2 separate regions of the Homo sapiens genome follow, and region 2 is linked to region 1. Evidence: chromatin contacts called from ENCODE Hi-C or POLR2A ChIA-PET data. All regions are on one chromosome and are shown on one strand. Each heading gives the region's core, a stretch centred on a gene start or an enhancer-like site at or near the end of the contact. The rest is flanking DNA. Distances are from core to core; before and after follow the strand shown.

Region 1 (2,700 bases), core at 23-2,522:
ACTGGGGCAAGCGGCTGCGGGATAGGGGTCTCCACCTGAGCTCCCTGAGGGCACCTCTCCCACTACCACCGCATCTGACCCCCACTACTGGCCCCAGCTCGGGCCTGGAGCCCACGCAGAAGGGGAGGCAAGGTTGAGCGCCCACACCCGGCCAGTAACCGAGGCGCTGGCCCTTGCCGGAGCACTTGGCCGTCTTCCGCAGAACAGCATCACTGGCAGCCGCCCCGCGTGGAGGGTGGAGCCGGGGAGCCCGGTGTGGGACGGCCGGGGCCAGGGTACCCTAGGGCGGAGAGCTCAGGGCTGGCTTCCCGCTCCCAGCCGCGCGCCCCTCGGGCCGGAGGTTCCTGCCGCGCCCCGACACCTGGAGTGCATTAGGCGGCGGCGCGCGTCTAGGCGACGGCGGCTTTCCCCAGATTATTGAATAATTGCATAATTCCGAGCGCGGGTTGGGAGGCAATGCCGGGTCCCTACCCCGGGTGTCAGGTAACGTTTCGGGGGTCCTGCGCTGCGCGACTGTGTCCCGCCGCTGCTGGCCGGGCAGACGAGAGCTAGCCCCCGCCTACCGGCCATCGCCCCGGGGCTTTGCTCTGTCTTTGGCCGGAGGCACTCTGCGCAGCCCTCACCCCCACCCTTCAGCCCTCCGGGGCCGCCGCGCCCGGCTCTCCAAACTTTGAGATGCTTCCCCGGAGCCAGGCAGGAGGGCAGCCAGGGCACACTCTCTTGGCGCTGATTCCCTTCCCCAGCCGGGGCCGTGCGCCCTCGGCGCTCCCGGGACACCCGAGTGCCCCTGGCAGCCGTGCGGGAACCCCGGCATGGGCCTTGGAGGCACCTAAGGCGCCCAGGAGGGCCACCAGATCTGGGAGCTTTTCAACTCAAGCCTCTTCAACTCTTCCCAAACACACCAAAGAGTCCCGGCTTTCAATAGCCTTCGCACCTCCCTCTTTAGCGAAACTTGACTGAACCGCTAGACTGGGGCCAGTCCCTGGGGGACCCACGTCCCCAAGAGCAGCTGAGGTCTGACCCTGGGAGGAGGGTCGCGTCCCGATCCTGGCCGCTGGATCCAAGCCCCGAGGGCCCAGGGAGGGACTCCGAGAGGCAAGGGGAGGCAGAGGGTGGGCACCTACCTGGCCACAGGCTGAGCGCCCAGGCCACCACCAGGCCCCTGGGCAGGTCCATGGCCCGCGGCACGGCGGCTGGGTCCGGTGTGCAGCGGCGGCGGGGGGCGGCAAGCCAGAGCGGCAGCCTCCTCGGCGCGGCGCCTGCAGCCTGCACTGCGCGGGGCGCCGGGCTCCCTGACAGCTGCGGCTCATTCAGAGGAAGTGGGAGGGCTCGAGCGGAGGGGAGGGGCGCCGGACACCACTCCGGCTCGGGCTCTGGGCCAGTCTCGGCCGCTCTGCCACCTGGGCAGGCGGCGCGCTGCCTCGACGCGCCTGTGCAGCGCTCCTTCTCCGCCAACCCCACGTCAGCCTCTGGAGAAAACTCCAGAGAACCGCTCCTGGGAACCCCCTCACCAGTGTAGCACCGCACCGCCTCAGTCAGATTCTGTTCAGGAAAAGTGGTTTTTATTCCCATTTCCCAGTGAAAAGAGATTCACAAAACTCAGAGGGTACCCAAGCTGGCTCAGGAACACCTGCTGGAACGCAGGTCTCCCTTGGCCAAGTGAGTGGATGTCCCTCAAAGGTCCATTCTAAGACATCCCCGTGTCTCCCTGCACCCTGCGGCTTGAATTGTAGAGGCTAGTGTTTCTTCTGACCCTGGAATACATGCAGATTCGCCTCCACTGCCACTCCCTGAGCCTCCACACCTGAGGCATTCCAAAGCACCCAGGGACACCGTGCACCCCCTCTTAACCTAACGTGAAGCTCTTCTTTGTAACCCTGCCACCTTCTTTCCCTCTTCTAATCACTGGTAGTTAAATTCAATGCACATTTATCTCAAGAGCTTTAAATCCAGGCCCCGGACCTCCACCGCGCTTGTGGAGGCTTTTCCAGCAATGGAGGAAGCCGAGGCAGAGGGTAGGAAGGCCAAGATGCAGGGAAAGCCACAGCAGAGCGCCCTTCCCCCACTTTCTCAGGAAAGGCTTCCTTCACCCCCTCTTCCCGTCCCCACCAGGTTGAGTCCCAGACACATGCTGATATTCCCCAGCCCGCTCTCCCTCATTTCTCTTCATTGTGCTTAGTAGAGAAGCAAGGCATCAATTGGTGTGATCATTTAACTTTTCTCTCCTGTGCAGACTGAAAACACCATCAGGGTAGAAATCTCTGGTTCACAATGGAGTACTCAGCCCCTAACACCCAGGAACAAAGTAGGTGGGCGGGTGGATGGATGGGTGAGTACAGGTGGTGTGTGGGTGCACAAAGGATAGAGTTTTCTATCTGGGAGGTATTGGAAGGGCTTCCCAGAGGAGGTGATGTTCAGTCAGGGCCCCTGAAGATGAGCTGGAGTTTGAGAAGACCCAGGTTCACATAAGTGAAGTGGGCTTGTGCTCGTCTCCCAACCTCACTATCTTTCGGTTGGCTATCTGGGTTTTACTTCATCTTCACCTCACCCATTCAGCCACAGACTCGGGGAAGGTGATTCCGTCCCTGGTGTGTGTGTGTGTGTGTGTGTGTGTGTAAGGAGGCATGCGGTTCAGGCTGAAATGAATCAGTATGTTGCCCTTCCCAGCCCATCGTTTCAGAAAGGGCAATATGACAAAAG
Region 2 (2,872 bases), core at 72-2,571, 80 kb after region 1:
AAAATCTCTTGAATCTGGGAGGTGGTGGTTGCAATGAGCCAAGATCACGCCACTGCACTCCAGCCTGGGTGACAGAGTGAGACTCCGTCACAAAAAATAAATAAATAAAATATTTTAAAAAGAGGGTGGTGTTCTAATCTGGGTCCTTTTGTTCACAGGAACGGTTCTTCAAATTAACTCAAACAAAAGGGTCGGTGATGAGGGTGGGGATTTAAAAGGATACAGGGCATCTCATGGAACCCAGGGCAGGAAGAGCAGCTGAATCTCATAGCATCCAAGGCCTGGGCTTAGGAATTCTGAGCCCGGCTGTGATTTCCACTGGTCAGGGGCTGTGTGAACTCCCTCACCCCTGCTTCTCTCTTTCTCTTCACTTCCTGTTTTTCTCTGTGATCAGATCCACTTTTTTCTCCCTCCCTCCCAGCTGGCTTCTTCCACTTACTTTGTAGGTCTCAGTGTACATGTCACCCCTGCAGAAGGCCTTTCATAGCCACACAAGGTAAGTGGCCCCTCATTCCTCCTTCCCATCACCTATTTACTTATAATACTTAGCACAAGTCACAGGATTGTGTTGATTTATTCGTAGTTTTGATTTTTATCTTTCTCATGAAATTAGAATTGTGCTCCACTAAGGATTCAGACTTCATCCCAAGAGTAGGGAGTGAAGTGATCTGAACTGTGTTTTCTAAAGATCCCGGGGCTGCAGGTGGAGAATGCGTCGGTGCTAGAGCAAGACCTGGTACAAGGCCTGGCCCTGAGTCAATGCTCACAGATGATGGTGGAGGGTGTGGAGTCAGGAGGCCCACAAGGAGGGCAGTCAGGAGGTGAGGGAGGCCTGGCCGTGGCAACAGCAGGGAAGATGGAGGCAAGCAGGTGACTCCTGAGACACCAGGGAGAAGAATGGAGGAGACCTGGTGCCTGATTAGATGTGGGGAAGAGGGAGAGGGAATAAAACAAAAGGGACTCCTGGGGTTCAGATACAGCAACAAGGCGGCCGGAAGAGGAGATAATGGCTGCACTCTGGGGCGTGGGAAGTTTGAGACGCCCGAGGGGCAGCCAAATGGGATGTGGGTGAACAGCTGGAACATCTGGAGTTGGCCTGGAGTTCTAGAGGGAGGGCCTATCTGGAGATACTGATTTGGAAATCTTTTGCCTGGAAAGAGTAATGGAGTCATGGAGATAGCTCCTGGGGAGCTTCTCTGTAGAGGGAAATGCAAGAATGATCTTGGACAGAAGCCTGAGGAACATAAGATTGTACAGAATGAGCAGAGGAAGAGGAGGCTGGGAGCTGCAGCTAGAAGGGGAGGGGAAACCACAGGGGACATTCATGGAAGCCCAGCAAGGAGTGCCAGGCGAGGTGGAAATGGCCAGCGGTGTCAAATGCTGCCTTGGGGCCAAGGAAGATGAGAGAAGAAATATGTCCCTGGAATGTATTGGCAAGGAGGTCGTTGGTAATCTTGGCAAAAACCATTTCATTATGAGAGCAGGGGGCATAAGTCACATTGTGGTGGAGAGTGTGGGAGTGAGCTCTGTGTGTGCAGACAGCTCTCCCAGAAACTGGGCTGGAGAGGGAAGGAGAGAGAATTCAGAGATGAGAAGAATGAGGAATGGAGGGAGGCTGGTGTGTTTGTCTTTGAGATAGAATGACGTGAATATGTTGCAGCCCCAACAGGATAGAGAGGAGAGGTTGAAAACAGGAGAGAGGGAGAAACAAAGGTGCCAGCCCTTAAGGAGAAGAGAGGGCTGGGAGGCCACACCCGCAGAGAAAAGGAGCCCACGGAAGAGGAAGGGAAAGAGGAGAGGTGGAGGCGGCAGCTCCTCTGAGAGCCGTCCATGCCCAGCAGTGGGGACAGAGCTGTGAGCAAATGATCCCTCCAAAGCAGCCCAGGGACAGCAAGAGCCTTGGGAGCACAGAGACCTTGAGAGAGGCTCGATCCCAGCAGCCCCAGCCCTGCCAAATGCCAACACATCCTTCAGAGATCTGCTCAAACTTCACAGCCTCAGGAAAGCCACGCTGTGCCTTCCAAGAGGGACACGGCTCCAATAACATACACTGTCCCAGCACACCTGCCCTCCCGACAGAGCACTGTTCTATTAACCCTGAACTACAGAGAATGAAGGAAATTACTCTCTTGGATGCCTGGGATCCCATCATTATCTATCCATGCAAGGTCCTTGTGGTAGGCAGAATAATGGCCCCCCAAATGTCTCCATGTCCAGGAACCTAGGAATGTATTAATTCATACAGCAAAACAGACTTTGCTGATGTGATTAAGTGAAGGATGGGAGATGATACTGGATTATCTGGGCGGGCCCAAGGTCATCATAAGGGTTCTTATAACGGGGAGGCCCGAGGCAGAGTCAGAGGGAGAGATGTGACAAAGCAGTACTGCTGGCTAGAGAGGGGAGGAAAGTGGTCATCTGCCAAGAAATACAGGCAGTCTCTACAAGGAAAGGCAAAGACAAGGAAGCCAGTTTTTTCTCAGAGTCTCCAGAAGGAATCAGCCCTGCTGACAGCTGACCTTAGCCCAGTGAAACTGATTTTGCATTTCTGACCTCCAGCACTTGTCAGGTAATAAATTTGTGTTGTGTTAAGCCATTAATTTTGTGGAAATTTGTTATGACCGCAATAGGAAAATACATCCCCGTCTTGTTTTGTTTTACTTTTTGCTTTTATCCCCCAAAGTAGTCTAATTCCTCTCCTCATTCAGTCCAAGCATGAACCATGTTTAATTCCAATGTATTTAATACATTTCTTTAGATATCTAATATATGTTTTTAGAGACATGGGAAATATACAGTGCTGTTATGTGTATATGTTTTTAACTGACATAAATGTTATTGTGTATTAGCTCTTACACTTCCTTCCATTTTT

The links. A loop is a pair of places that touch in the nucleus more often than their neighbours do. ChIA-PET counts read pairs that join two places held with the same protein, here RNA polymerase II (POLR2A). Pooled maps may share reads with other maps.
Region 2: a map of chondrocyte shows a loop between it and region 1 (3-fold over the local background). The contact joins the enhancer-like site here to the promoter of ITGA11 in region 1. A Hi-C loop is called at or near these places in 8 of 168 maps with a recorded cell type or tissue (PC-9, Right ventricle myocardium inferior, aorta and 5 more), 2 of 37 single-sample maps with no recorded cell type and 4 of 50 pooled maps. POLR2A ChIA-PET finds 5 or more read pairs at or near these places in 2 of 52 experiments (AG04449 and AG04450).

The regions. Positions count from the first base shown.
Region 1 is chr15:68,430,891-68,433,590 of GRCh38, forward strand. It overlaps ITGA11 (integrin subunit alpha 11), which reads right to left and starts at 1,273. Exons shown (of 30, transcript NM_001004439.2): 1 at 1,125-1,273. The coding sequence starts at 1,176. RefSeq lists an enhancer at 1-433.
Region 2 is chr15:68,510,395-68,513,266 of GRCh38, forward strand. No RefSeq gene overlaps it. Among named protein-coding and RNA genes, the nearest start is that of CORO2B, 67 kb to the right of the region's middle. Within about 2 kb of position 1,322, at least 5 of the 41 ENCODE cell types and tissues checked have a DNase peak (open chromatin) inside an H3K27ac peak, as active enhancers do.